Linked DNA regions of Homo sapiens: region 2 is linked to region 1. The links are chromatin contacts, found by Hi-C or POLR2A ChIA-PET in ENCODE. All regions are on one chromosome and are shown on one strand. The core of a region is the stretch at or near the end of the contact, and the rest is flanking DNA. Distances in the headings are between cores, read along the strand shown. Region 1 overlaps TIMD4 (T cell immunoglobulin and mucin domain containing 4). Region 2 overlaps ADAM19 (ADAM metallopeptidase domain 19).

The links. A loop is a pair of places that touch in the nucleus more often than their neighbours do. ChIA-PET counts read pairs that join two places held with the same protein, here RNA polymerase II (POLR2A). Pooled maps may share reads with other maps.
Region 2: a map with no recorded cell type shows a loop between it and region 1 (4-fold over the local background). The contact joins two enhancer-like sites. A Hi-C loop is called at or near these places in 8 of 37 single-sample maps with no recorded cell type and 4 of 50 pooled maps. POLR2A ChIA-PET finds 5 or more read pairs at or near these places in 1 of 52 experiments (GM10248).

What each region holds. Positions count from the first base shown.
Region 1 is chr5:156,912,844-156,919,787 of GRCh38, reverse strand. TIMD4 (T cell immunoglobulin and mucin domain containing 4) reads left to right here. Exons shown (of 9, transcript NM_138379.3): 9 at 247-496. The coding sequence ends at 331. Among named protein-coding and RNA genes, the nearest start is that of TIMD4, 47 kb to the left of the region's middle. RefSeq lists enhancers at 5,035-5,980, 5,981-6,944. Within about 2 kb of position 5,592, at least 7 of the 41 ENCODE cell types and tissues checked have a DNase peak (open chromatin) inside an H3K27ac peak, as active enhancers do.
Region 2 is chr5:157,498,296-157,504,535 of GRCh38, reverse strand. ADAM19 (ADAM metallopeptidase domain 19) reads left to right here. Exons shown (of 23, transcript NM_033274.5): 12 at 1,556-1,733; 13 at 4,874-4,963. Among named protein-coding and RNA genes, the nearest start is that of NIPAL4, 41 kb to the right of the region's middle. RefSeq lists enhancers at 1,314-1,373, 1,824-1,883, 2,064-2,173, 4,366-4,425, 4,486-4,535. Within about 2 kb of position 2,320, at least 5 of the 41 ENCODE cell types and tissues checked have a DNase peak (open chromatin) inside an H3K27ac peak, as active enhancers do.

The sequences.
Region 1 (6,944 bases), core at 4,343-6,842:
AAACGTATTGAAATCATGATTTTATATTTTGCTAAGAATCTTTTTTATCTCATTATAATGGATTGGCAGAAACTCTTTTTCCCCTGCAGCCTCAGTTTTCCCATCTGTAAAATGTGGAGCTTAGACTAAATGAACTGTGAGCCCTTTGAACTTTAAGGGTAATTGCACTGTAACTTAGCAGCATCTGTTTTGTTTTGTTTTCTAGTCTTGTGTTTCCCATTATGAGCCCCTCTTTTCTGTTTACAGGCTAGACTACATTGGAGATAGTAAAAATGTCCTCAATGACGTGCAGCATGGAAGGGAAGACGAAGACGGCCTTTTTACCCTCTAACAACGCAGTAGCATGTTAGATTGAGGATGGGGGCATGACACTCCAGTGTCAAAATAAGTCTTAGTAGATTTCCTTGTTTCATAAAAAAGACTCACTTATTCCATGGATGTCATTGATCCAGGCTTGCTTTAGTTTCATGAATGAAGGGTACTTTAGAGACCACAACTTCTCTGTCCATGCTCTAATCATCTCTGTAGAATCACCGCTAAGTGATCTTTCACAGTACACTTGAACACTTTCAGTGACAGTGAACTCCTTACCACACGCAAGGGAGTCCATTCAATCTCAGAGCAGTTCTGAGATTAAGAAATATTTATAGCAAAATCTGTCTCCGGATGACATCTGCCCATAGGTCATAGTTGAGCTCCTTATGCCTATCAGAACATCTCCTTTATTAACTGCCGGATCAGTGTTGTGTGAACTAACAGGACAAAAAATCTATAGGCTCCATCAGTCAATAAGACTGATTTTTTTTTTTCTCTCTTAAAGGTAATGTCAAGAGAGTAGAAATCCAAAAGATGGTTACCTTTGGAGAAACATGTGCTTATTCCATTAATGTTGCTATTGCTCTAAGCATGCTGGGAAGTACTGGAGAGCTGTTAACTCTTCAGGTATTAGAAGGAGAATCTCATGTTTCTCCAAATTTCCTTGCTTCTGGGATACAATTTCTGGTTCTTTTGTTACCCTAATTGCCTTCATCTCGTATGGATTCGTATCTCTCCTTTTATGCCCAGCTTTCAGAGTTCATTGTCTCACTGCAGGTATGATATGAGCAGCACAGAGCCTATGGTTCATTAACAATGCAGGAAATGACATGGAATCACACCGTAACTGTGACTCACTTCTTTATTTTCTTTCTTGAGACGGAGTCTTGCTCTGTTGCCCAGGCTGGAGTGCAATGGACAATCTCTGCTCACTGCAACCTCCGCCTCCCGGGTTCAAGCGATTCTCCTGCCTAAGCCTCCTGATTGAGCAGCTGGGCTTACAGGTGCATGCCACCATGACCACCAATTTTTGTATTTTTAGTAGAGATGGGGTTTCACTGTATTGGCCAGGTGGGTCTCTAGCTCCTGACCTCAGGTAATCTGCCTGCCTCAGCCTCCCCGAGTGCTGGGATTACAGGCTTGGGCCACTGCACTTGGCCAACATTGACTCACTTCTAAAACTCCTAAATTTTCTATTATTTTCTTTTCACATTTGAGTGTCTTTAGAGGTGACCATAGTGTCACATCCTAGTTCTTGCTTGGGGAATTTAATTTTGGAAACAGGGAAGAGTCCGTGGGAGTAAAATGTGGTGAATGACAGGAATATTCAACCAGGGGCAGTGCGTGGATGTGAAAGCAAGGCAATCCAAATAAGTTTCTCTAAATATAATCTTGGAAATGTGCTCCTCAGCAACAACAGGTTTATTTTAAAACTTTAATAACTGCTAACACGAGGAGCCATGGGAGAGAGATTAAAGCAAACAGTTGTTGAATGAATGTATAAAAAACATGTGTGCCTGAGTGAGAGGGGCTTCTGGCTGGGTAGAAATGTGGAAAGTAAACCAGATCTGAAAGACATTTCTGTGAAGGACTTCCCAGCATGTTTACAGCAATAGCAACATTAATGGAATAAGTACGTGGTTCTCTAAATGTAGCCATCTTTGGATTTCAACTCTCTTGACATTACATTTAAGAGAGAAAAAAGTCAGTCTAATTACTTGACTGGTGAAGCCTATAGATTTTTTTGTCCTATTAGTTCACACAACACTGATCCAACAGTTAGTAAAAATCCCCCTCACCTGGGTACTTGGAAAAACTGGCCCAAGGCAGCCTGACTTCTGACTTGTTCAGTTGCAGTTGGGCAGAATGATTGGCACCAATGATGAAAACAATTAGCAGCAGATTGGCAGCTGTTTCTTTTCTTTTTCTCTTCTCTTTTCTTTTCTCGTCTTTTCGAGACGGAGTTTTGCTGTTGTTGCCCAGGCTGGAGTGCAATTGCATGATCTTGGCTAACTGCAACCTCTGCCTGGTGGGTTCAAACGATTCTCCTGCCTCAGCCTCCCAAGCAGCTGGGATTACAGGCGCCCGCCACCACACCTGGCTAATTTTTTATATTTTTAGTAGAGATGGGTTTTGCCATGTTGGCCAGACTGGTCTCGAGCTCCTGACCTTAGGTGATCTGCCTGCCTTGGCCTCCCAAAGTTCTGGGATTACAGGCGTGAGCCACTGTGCCTGGCCCTTTTTTTAAAAAAAAAATTTTTTTTTTTTTTTGGTCAACTTGGCTTTGATGTCAGCTTAAGATACTTAAAGTGACTTTGTCTAGTGTGCTAAACTCAAACATTTATTTAGAAACGTTGGGGAAGTGGGTCTAGAGCCAGGTTCAGGGCCTGAATTTCCCCATCTAGAAAATGGAGTGGGGCCAGATGGCTTTGTGTATGTAGTCAGGTTATAGTATCTTGTGAGGTAATGATACACCCAACCCTAACTTAGCTCATGCTCCCTATCCACCTTCCAAAACCACCGCCATTATCAATGTCACTACCAGCTTGGGTCTGACTAGAAAAAGAAGACGACAGACACTTCCTAAACAGAACATTTAAACTCAATGAATATTACTTTTCTGTTTTGCAAAGGGGTATTTTCAATCGATTCCCAAATGTATTTCTGAAACTCCTTGTACCGACTAAGAAACACTAACATGAGCAATCATAGTATTTTAGAGCTCGTAATGGCCTCCAGGAGCCTCTGTCCTAGTAGTTCTCAATGTTAGCTGAATAATCAACTGGGGAGCTTTTTAAATGCCAATTCCTGAGTCCTACCCTTTAAGAGATTCTTTCTGTAATTGGTCCAGGGTATGACTTGGGCATCTGAATTTTTGAAAAATGTCCCAAAGTGGTTCTAATATGGAACCAAGTTCTGAAAAATGCTGGTCTAGCCCGGTGGCTCTCAAACTATGCACTTCAGACCAGCAGCCTCCGTGTCACTGGTACTTGATAGAAATGCAGATTCATGTCCTTCACCCCATACCTCCAGAATCAGAAACTCTGGGGGTAGAGTCTAGCAAACTGTGTTTTAACAGACCCTCCAGATGATTCTGATGTGCGTTAGAGTTTGAGAAATGTTGCACTGTAGTAATTCCTAACAGATAAAGTGTTCAAGAAAACAATCTCCCTTTACCAGGGCTGTGTGGTGGTGGGCTTGGCCAGACAGAGGGTCAGGAGCTTCCAGTACCAGGGGCAAAGGTCCTGCTGCTTCATCTCCTTTAAGCTGATAGCACTTTCTGGCTGGATTCCTGCAGTATCTTCCTAATTATAATCTCTGACTTTACTCCTTTTCCTGTCTGTTCTCCATGCTGTGGCAGAGATACCCTCTTTCAATACAGGTATGGGTCTCCTGTCTCCTGTCTTCCAGCCCTTTTCATCCTTGGCCCCTAGACCTACCTAGAAGCAGCACACTTAGCTCTGCCTGGGGCAGAGGTGGCAAACTCTGATGAATTTAGAGGCCAGGCAGCTGATACAGTTGAGGGAGTCAAAGGGAGATGACATGGCCCATGATAAATCGGAGTGTATGTCCACTTAAGGGCATTAAAATTTAAAATTAGTTAAAATGATTTCCTGGGCAAGCAAAACATGGCTGTGGGCTAAAACAAGGTAGCCAGTTTGAGACTGGGGATAAAGGGTGGATTTTAGTAAAAGATGAATTAAAATAAATATATAATTCTTATACTGAGACTCCTTGATCAGAGGAGGCTGTGGATGTAGTTGCTCCTCTCATTCCCTCTTTGTGTAATCAGGATGAATTGTTAGCATCTATAAATAACTTTTTGGTATCTATTGTATGTGGGGCCCAGGAGAGAGAATTGCTTCTTTTAAGGAGCTTCACTTCTGAATGAGACAAAACACACATGGGAAATGCAATAGAATAGGCCGGGTGCAGTGGCTCACACCTGTAATCCCAGCACTTTGGGAGGCCGAGGTGGCACATCACTTGAGGCCAGGAGTTTGAGACCAGCCTGGCCAACATGGCGAAACCCTGTCTCTACCCAAAATACAAAAATTAGCTAAGCTTGGTGGCAGGTGCCTGTAATTCCAGCTACTCGGGAGGCTGAGGCAGGAAAATCGGTTGAACCTGGGAGGAGGAGGTTGCAGTGAGCCGAGATCGCACCATTGCACTCCAGCCTGGGAAACGGATTAAGACTGTGTCTGTCTCAAAAAACAAACAAACAAACAAAAAGGTAATGCAATCGAATGGAATCAATGTTGTTTTTCCATTTCCATAAGGAAGGAATGTGATGCAGTATGTGCTTCTTACAGCTAATGATTATATGGTGGATCCACAATCAAACCTCACAATTTAAAGCAGGAGTTTCCAATCTTTTGGCTTCCCTGGGCCACACTGGAAGTAAAGGAATTATCTTGGGCCACACATAAAATACGCGAACACTAATTATAACTAATAAGCTAAAAAAATCGCAAAAAAAATCTCATAATGTTTAAGAAAGTTTACCAATTTGTATTGGGCCACATTCAAAGCCATCCTGGGCCGCATGCAAGCTCAATTTAAAGCAACCTAATTCCTCACCATGGCCTTTCTAGGCTAAACACAGGAGATACTATCAATTTGTAATGAGCACCTATTATATTCTGGGTACTCTATTAACTGTTTCAAGGCAATTATCTCATTGACTCCTGACAGCAGCTCAATAAAGCGGGTATATTATTTTGGCTTTGGAGCTAAGAAAACAGAAGCACAGGCAGGTGAAGGAACTTGCTCAAGGTCACGTCGTCCAATCTCCTGTAGCAGAGCCAGGTTTTGAACCAGGCTTGAAGGACTCCACACTCTAACCACTACCCTGTACTTCACAGTGAGGGCTCCAATTCCAGACTTCATGCATATGGCTCTGTAACACTGACCTGCATTGGACTCAAATGGATTTCAGTGTCCTCTGATCCACAGCAACCTGAGTATATCAATGGCTTTCCAGTTACAACCCCATTATAGCTCAATCTTCCCTTGTCCCCATATTATTTACTCAGAATCTGATTTGCATTTGCAGAGGAAGCTGTAAAGGGAGAACCTGGCAGGAAACTTAATGAAGCCAGGTGGGACACATTTAAATGGGAATGTGTTGAACTAACTCATGAAGAGCTAAAGCCAGCTGTCAGCAGGCTTAATGAAAGGTTAACAGGAATCCAGCAATGGGTGGCTGGGGAGACTCTTTGTCTCTCTAAAGAAAACAGGAAGTTGAGAAGTGGGCTCCCTGGGTGGAGGTGAGAGCAGAAGGAGGAAGCCACTCAAAACCGAAAGACTGGGTCTGGAAATAGAGCTTCATTTAGATTTGTAAATATGTTACAGCCTTAAAAAAAAAAAGCACTGTGAGTTCTCAGCTCTCTGAGCATCAAAGGACAGTGAAGGGAAGTGTTCCCGAATAAGATGAATGCTAATGCTATCCAGAGGGAGTTTGGGGAGCACTGGAAATGGCTGCTCGCAAAACAGAAGGTGGATTTGCTGCTTGTGCTGAAAAGGTGCTATTGTGCGGTTATATGCATTATCCATACTGTATGTGAAATAATGGGGTGGGAGCACAGCAAAGACTCGCACACATCTGTCAGTTTCACTCCCATTTTCAGCCAAGGAAACTGAGGCTCAGAAAGGGGGCATGAGTTGCCCAGGTCCCACAGTTAACCAGTGCTAGAGCAAAGCACTAAACTGTGTTTTCTAGACTTGTCTCTGTGGCTAAGATTCTGGAGTTTTCACAGAATCTGCCCTGTTATTGCCCTTCTGGAGTCATGTAATTAAGTTCTTGTTGGTGTGGCCATGCAATTCAGCGTTCCTTTTCCGTAAGCCATCTATCTTAGCACACCCCTGGCTTTATAGTGGGCTGCTGCCCCCAGGAAGAGGAATCAGAATGCAAAAAGCGCACAGCTTGGCTGCTCTGCTGCTCTCCTAGCAGCACCATAACTATGGTGACCAACTTGTCTCAATTTGCTCTGGGCTTTCTTGGTTTTAAAACTCAAAGTCCCACATGCCAGGAACCCCTCAGTCCTGGGCAAACTGGTGTAATCACCCAATAGGTTCTTCCTGTGCCATCTGCACAGACAAAACCAGTTCATTGAGAACACGGCATTGCAGTAGAGAAAAAGTTTAATGGACATGACGCCAGCCACATGGGAAATAGAGTTATTATACAAATCAATCTCCCCAAAGGCTTGAAGGTTAGGGTTTTTATGGACAGTTTGGAGAGCAGGGGTCTAGGGAAAGGGTGCTGCTGATAAATTGGGGATGAAATCATAGGGGTGTGGAACACTTCTTTGTGTGCTGAGTCCAACTCTGGGTGGGGCCACAGGACCGGGTGAATCATGAGTCACAAGGCCGGGTGGGATCTGTTGAAAAAATATTTCAAAAAACCAATCTTAGTTTCTACAGTAGTGATGTTACCTAGATGAGCAACTGGGGAAGTCGCAAACCTTGTGATCTCTGGCCATATGACTCCTGAGCAATAAGGGATTGTGGAAACTATGGGGTCAAAATATGTCAGTTATGCAAAATGGGGTCGACTGTGTCAGATTTCTCTCATCGTTATAATTTTGCAAAGATGGCTTCTCTTGGATGGTTGGTCAACCTAAGTC
Region 2 (6,240 bases), core at 1,071-3,570, 590 kb before region 1:
CTCACGACTGTAATTCCAGCACTTTGTGAGGCTGAGGTGGGCAGTTCACCTGAGGTCAGGAGTTCGAGACCAGCCTGGCCAACATGGTGAAACCCCGTCTCTGCTAAAAATACAAAAATTAGCTGGGCGTGGTGGTGCACGCCTGTGGTCCCAGCTACTAGGGAGGCTGAGGCGGGAAAATCACTTGAACTCGAGAGGCAAAGGTTGCAGTGAGCCAAGATTGTGCCACTGCACTCCAGCCTTCAGCCTGGGCAACGGAGCAAGACTCCGTCTCAAAACCACAACAACAAAAAAAGAATGAGGCAGGATACAGCTTCACAGTCATGCCTGGATCCCTATAAGCTCATGGTTAAGCTCACCCCTTTCTCTCTCAATCTAAAAAGCGTATCTGAAGACAAATGATTGAGAGTTATATTGATTACTACTCTCTTTCATTTTTAAATTATTCACAAATATGGATAGTTTAACAATTATTAGTAACAAATTCCTTGGAGCATACCTTCCCACTGAAGGAAAAGCTCCAGTTTCTTGGAGGGTTTAACCTTTAATTGGTTTAGAGAATTGGGAGCAGGATAACTCTCCTTTTGTAGACCCAGATGGCTGTACTATTTGTCCTTTTCACCAATGGTGGGACCCAGGACCTTCCATACTCCTGTGATAAAGAGCATGCGTTTATGAGTTGGCTGGTTGAGTTTGGAATGCCCTCTGCATCCTTAGAACAGCAATGAGATCACTGGCCCAAAATGAAATAAAACTTATGATCTTGGCCTTTTTTTGGCCTGGTCCTCTGTCACAAGAGAATATTCACCTGATATCAGCTTCAGGAAAAGTTTAGGTTGGCTGGTGTTTTCTTCAGTGCTAAGTCTCAGGAGACCTCTTGTAACACACTCACAACCCTTTACTTATCGCAGCCCCCTCATGCAATGGGCAGAAATTGCTACTCCTGATTCTCAAATGCTTTCTGCATGCCGACTAAGAAAAATAGAATGTTATGGGGTGGTTAATATCTCATCACTAAGGATGAAAGAATTCTTTTTTTTTTTTTTATACTTTAAGTTCTAGGATACATGTGCACAACGTGCAGGTTTGTTACATATGTATACATGTGCCATGTTGGTGTGCTGCACCCATTAACTCGTCATTTACATTAGGTATATCTCCTAATGCTATCCCTCCCCGCCTCTTGCTACCCTACAACAGGCCCCGGTGTGTTATGTTCCCCTTCCTGTGTCCAAGTGTTCTCATTGTTCAGTTCCCACCTATGAGTGAGAACATCCGGTGTTTGGTTTTCTGTCCTTGCAATAGTTTGCTGAGAATGATGGTTTCCAGCTTCATCCATGTCCCTACTAAGGACACGAACTCAAGGGATGAAAAAATTCTAAATTAATGTATTGGTAAATGTTCTAAGGGGCCAGAATGTATGTGTGTGAGACAATGGGGGTCTGAACCCAGGTGGAGTCAGCCCCACGGGTAGCAGGAGTGACAGCACGAGTGACACCTGCCTGACTGCTAGATGCTCAAACTCCCCACTAATTCCAGCCTTGTCCTCTGCCAGGCACCCCTTTCCCAAAGTGTTCAATGGATGCAACAGGAGGGAGCTGGACAGGTATCTGCAGTCAGGTGGTGGAATGTGTCTCTCCAACATGCCAGACACCAGGATGTTGTATGGAGGCCGGAGGTGTGGGAACGGGTATCTGGAAGATGGGGAAGAGTGTGACTGTGGAGAAGAAGAGGTGAGGGGTCACAATGGTGCTAGTGGGAGGGGAAGAATTTGCATTGGTTTCAAAACTCAAGGTCAAAGAGAACACAATTGAAAATTTCTTAGTCACAGGTGTTTCCTACATATAACTGTCCAATACCCCATGAAAAATCAGATATGAAGAAGCCTTCCAGTTGGAGTGTTTGTGCCGCCTCTGCTAGTTTGTGGCCAGCATCGCTAGTGTCCAGGATCAGTTCTTCTTATGAGTGTCTGGTCTAACCAGAAACCACGATCACGTGGCATGTTGACTCTGTCTTCCTCAGTGGAGCTGCACATGCCTGCTTGCCCTCCAGCTGCACGGAATTTATTCTGGAGGCCACACAGCCAGATATATGGGCTTGAACAGGGGCCTTATGAGGATGCTTAAAATAACAAGCTCATGCTGTTTAGGCTGGAGGAGAGATGATGGAAAGGGGATGTAGGAAGTGCTGTCAAGTCCCAAAAGGGCTGCTAGGAGGAACTGTTTATGTGTAAACTCTCTCCTTCCTTCTGATCTTCACAGTGAGTGTGGAGGGTACACGGCAGAGCCCGGTCATTTTTAACAAATGCATGTGGTTTCTGCAGAAAGCAGAACTGGATTGTTTCGTCTCTATTTTTTGAAGGCTGAAAATATGTATGTTTATACATGCATAACAATTTGGGGTAGATAACAAGTAACAGTAAATTATGGGGGTGAGACTGAGGTTCTGTATAAATGGAAAAAAAAATCTGATTTTATGGCCTTCTCTCTCTCACTCTGTTGCCCAGGCTGGAGTGCAGTGACAAGATCTCCACTCACTGCAACCTCCACCTCCAGGGTTCAAGCGATTCTCCTGCCTCAGCCTCCTGAGTAGCTGGGAATACAGGTGTGTGCCACCACACCTGGTTAATTTTTTTTTTTTTGTACTTTTAGCAGAGACAGAGTTTTGCTACATTGACCAGGCTGTTCTCAAACTCCTGACCTCAGATGATCCACCCACCTCGGCCTCCCAAAGCACTAGGATTGCAGGCGTGAGCCACCGCACCCTGCCTGTGACCTCTGTGATGTGATTTTTCTTTTTTTAATGCCAGTATGTCACTTTCAGAATAAAACAAGAACTAGTCAAGGATGCCACCCCCACCACCATGAGCCCAGAGAGATCAACACAGACCCATCAGAAAGGAGGGAGTGGTATGAACATGGAGGGCCACTGGGGTTGAGGAATGGCCTGAGAGTGGGCATGGCCAGTTGGCTTAGGTTCTGAGCAGTTGCTCATTCAACAGGCACACTGAGTGTGGGCTACTGTGTCTGGTCCTAGGGTTAGGATGAGTGGCAAAAATGACATAGTTCCTGTCCTTGGGGAGCTGATAGTCTAGTGGGAGAAACACATATTGAAATAATTGCAAAAGAATATATGTACAGTCCATGGCAAGTGCTAGGAAGACAAATGACACAGTGCTCTGAACATATATAATGTGAGGGGGAACCTCCTTGCTTGTGTGGGAGGTGACCTGGAGCCCATATCTGAAGGCTGCATTAGGAGTTAGTGAGGCACGCAGGAGGGAAGGCACATTTCAGGTGGAAGGGGAGCCTGTGCCTTCGTGGGAAGAAATATGGTACATTAGGAAGGCAGGAATACAGGTCTTCCTGGAGCCCAACATGGTGGGAGAATAATGGGAGGAAAGTGTTCTATTCCTTCTCTTAGGGGAGACAGGTGGACAGGTGTCTGTGGTCAGGGGATGGGATGTGGCTCTCCAATATGCTAGAGCCCTGGACAGTTAGGGGTATAAGGTTGATAAACATGAGGTAGGCCTCAGGCAGACCTGACTTGAATTCAGCAGGTGTGTCCCTCGGCCAGCTACTGGACTTGCCTGAGCCACAGCATCCCTGTCTGTGGAATGGGGTCAAGGCTGCCTCATAAGGCTGTGGTGGAGAGATCTGTGGAGCCCCGTACACTTTTCATCAATGGCTGATGGATTGGCCTGTTAATACTGTAAGAGTGTGATGAGGACGCTCAGGGTCACTGGAACGCCTCATAATCTTTTAAAAATCTCAGGCTGGGGGAGAGCAAGGAACCCATGGAGATCTTCTGTTCCAGAAAGGTCCAGGCCAGGAAGGGCTTAGGAAGAGAAGCAGATGGAGAAAAAAATCTAAGGAAACAGACCCAGGAGTTGACATAAACTGTTTGGAGAGGTTGTTCCAGCAGACTCTTGCACCGGCAGCCCCTTTTCATGAGATAAGAAAGCCTAGGAGGGTTGGGGGCAGGAGGGCACCCATGAAAGACAGGGTGTCTGGATGTTCTACTGGGGATTAGAAAAACAAAACATAAAATTTCCATATACTCTGCTAAAAAGTCCATTTTAGAAGACTACATGGTTACAGGGAGAAATACGCATGTTATATTAAGTAAAAAAACACTGTGGATACTATGATTTTGTAAAGTAAGTATAAATATATATGTATGTGTGTAGAAAATGCCTTGAAAAATATTCATACTCAAAATGTAGCTGTGTCCTAGCGGGGCATGGTGGTGTGTGCCTGTGGTCCCAGCTACTTGGGAGGCTGTGGCATGAGAATTGCTTGAACCTAGGAGGAGAAGGTTGCAGACTGTCTCAAAAAAAGATGTAGCTGTGTCCAAGTCATGTTACTAATGATTGTGCATATATATGGTTCTTGTGACAAGTACACATTAGCTTAGTGACGAAGCTGTCACATGATTTTTGAGGTCAAAAGTTTCCAGGCCAGGTGCGGTGGTTCATGCCTATAATCCCAGCACTTTGGGAGGCCGAGGCAGGTGGATCACTTGAGGTCAGAAGTTTGAAACCAGCCTGGCCAACATGACGAAACCCAATCGCTATTAAAAATACAAAAATTAGCCAGGTGTGGTGGGGTGTGCCTGTGGTCTGAGTTACTTCGGAGGCTGAGGCGGGAGAATCGCTTGAAACCAGGAAGCAGAGGTTGCAGTGACCCGAGATATTGCATCACTGCACTCCAGCCTGGGTGACAGATCGAGACTCCCTCTCAAAAAAAAAAAAAAAAAAAAAGAGATAGTTGCTAGAGAGCTGGGGTTCCAGGGGTGTGTGGGCAAGGGTGGGGAAAATGTTGGGGGTGGTGAAGGCCCTCCCCCACTCACACCCACCCCACTGCCTCCCCAGGAATGTAACAACCCCTGCTGCAATGCCTCTAATTGTACCCTGAGGCCGGGGGCGGAGTGTGCTCACGGCTCCTGCTGCCACCAGTGTAAGGTAAGTGGCCCTTTTCTCCACGCCTTGGGCCCTGGCCTGACAGTGGGACCACAGGACTGCTCTGCTGGGGTGGATGGCTGGGGATTTGCCTCCATCCTGGGGCTGTGATGGCAACAGAGTTTCAGAAACACAGAGCGGAAAAGGTGCCTTGAATAAAATTTACTATTCCTATACTGGGCCTCACTGAATTCAGATCATCCCAGAGGAGGGTGGCGCTTCTTTGGAAATGGTACTTTTTTTTTTCTTTTTTAAAGAAGTATCCAGAGAGAGTGGGCTTGATTTTATTGAGCTCATAAACAATAATAATTATCATCATTTGTATTGACATTAATGGACCTCTTAGTAGATGCCAGGCACTGTGCTGGGAATTTTATGTACGTTATCTCATTCTCTCCTCACAAAAACCCCATAAAATATATGTGACTATCCTTATTTTAAGATGTGGAAACTAGAGCTTATAGGGGATAAGAGGTTTATCTGGAATCAGGCAGTCAGGAAGGGACTGAATCCAGCTTTCCCTGACTCTGGTGCCCACATTCCTAATATTGATGTGAGAGATAAATTGTCTGTTGCTGCTAGTGTTACCGTAGAACCACAATCTCTCTTCCACAATTCTGAAATTAAGGGAGTTCTAAAAGCTGAAAAAAAATGTAAACACATTTGGTGGCAAAACTTGACCTGAATTGACATGAGATGAATTATAGTCTTTTTAAAAAAAAATCACTCCTAAAGTGAATATTTATATTGCATTACAGAAATATTAATATGTTTGATCAGAAGGTGTTATCCCCAGCCTTGCTGGGGGGTTATGTAATATACATATGTAGTTATATATGCGGACATATGTAATTATCCATATCCATATATATATATATATATATATACATACACACATGTGTAATTATATATGTACACACATGTACATATGGACCTATGTATTACAATATCTGCTTTCTAAATCTGAAAAGCCTGAACCCCATCTGGCCCCATCATTTTAGGCAGGAACTGTGGGCCTGGGCTTCTGCCTAGCACTTGCTGAGTGCTCGTTAGGGGCCAGATACCATTCACATACTTAGTTCTAACTCACGTTTAATCACCCATTAGTGGGTTATTATCCTGAGTTGTGGGTGAGTGAGCACACACAGGTTACACAGCAGGTGCCCAAGGCCCCGCTGCCGGTTAAGGAGCTGGGATGTGTGCCCAGGCAGGCTGGCTGTGGGGCAGGTCCTCTTTGCCTCCACCTGCCTCTGGATGGCAGAGGTGTGTCCTGCAGCCTC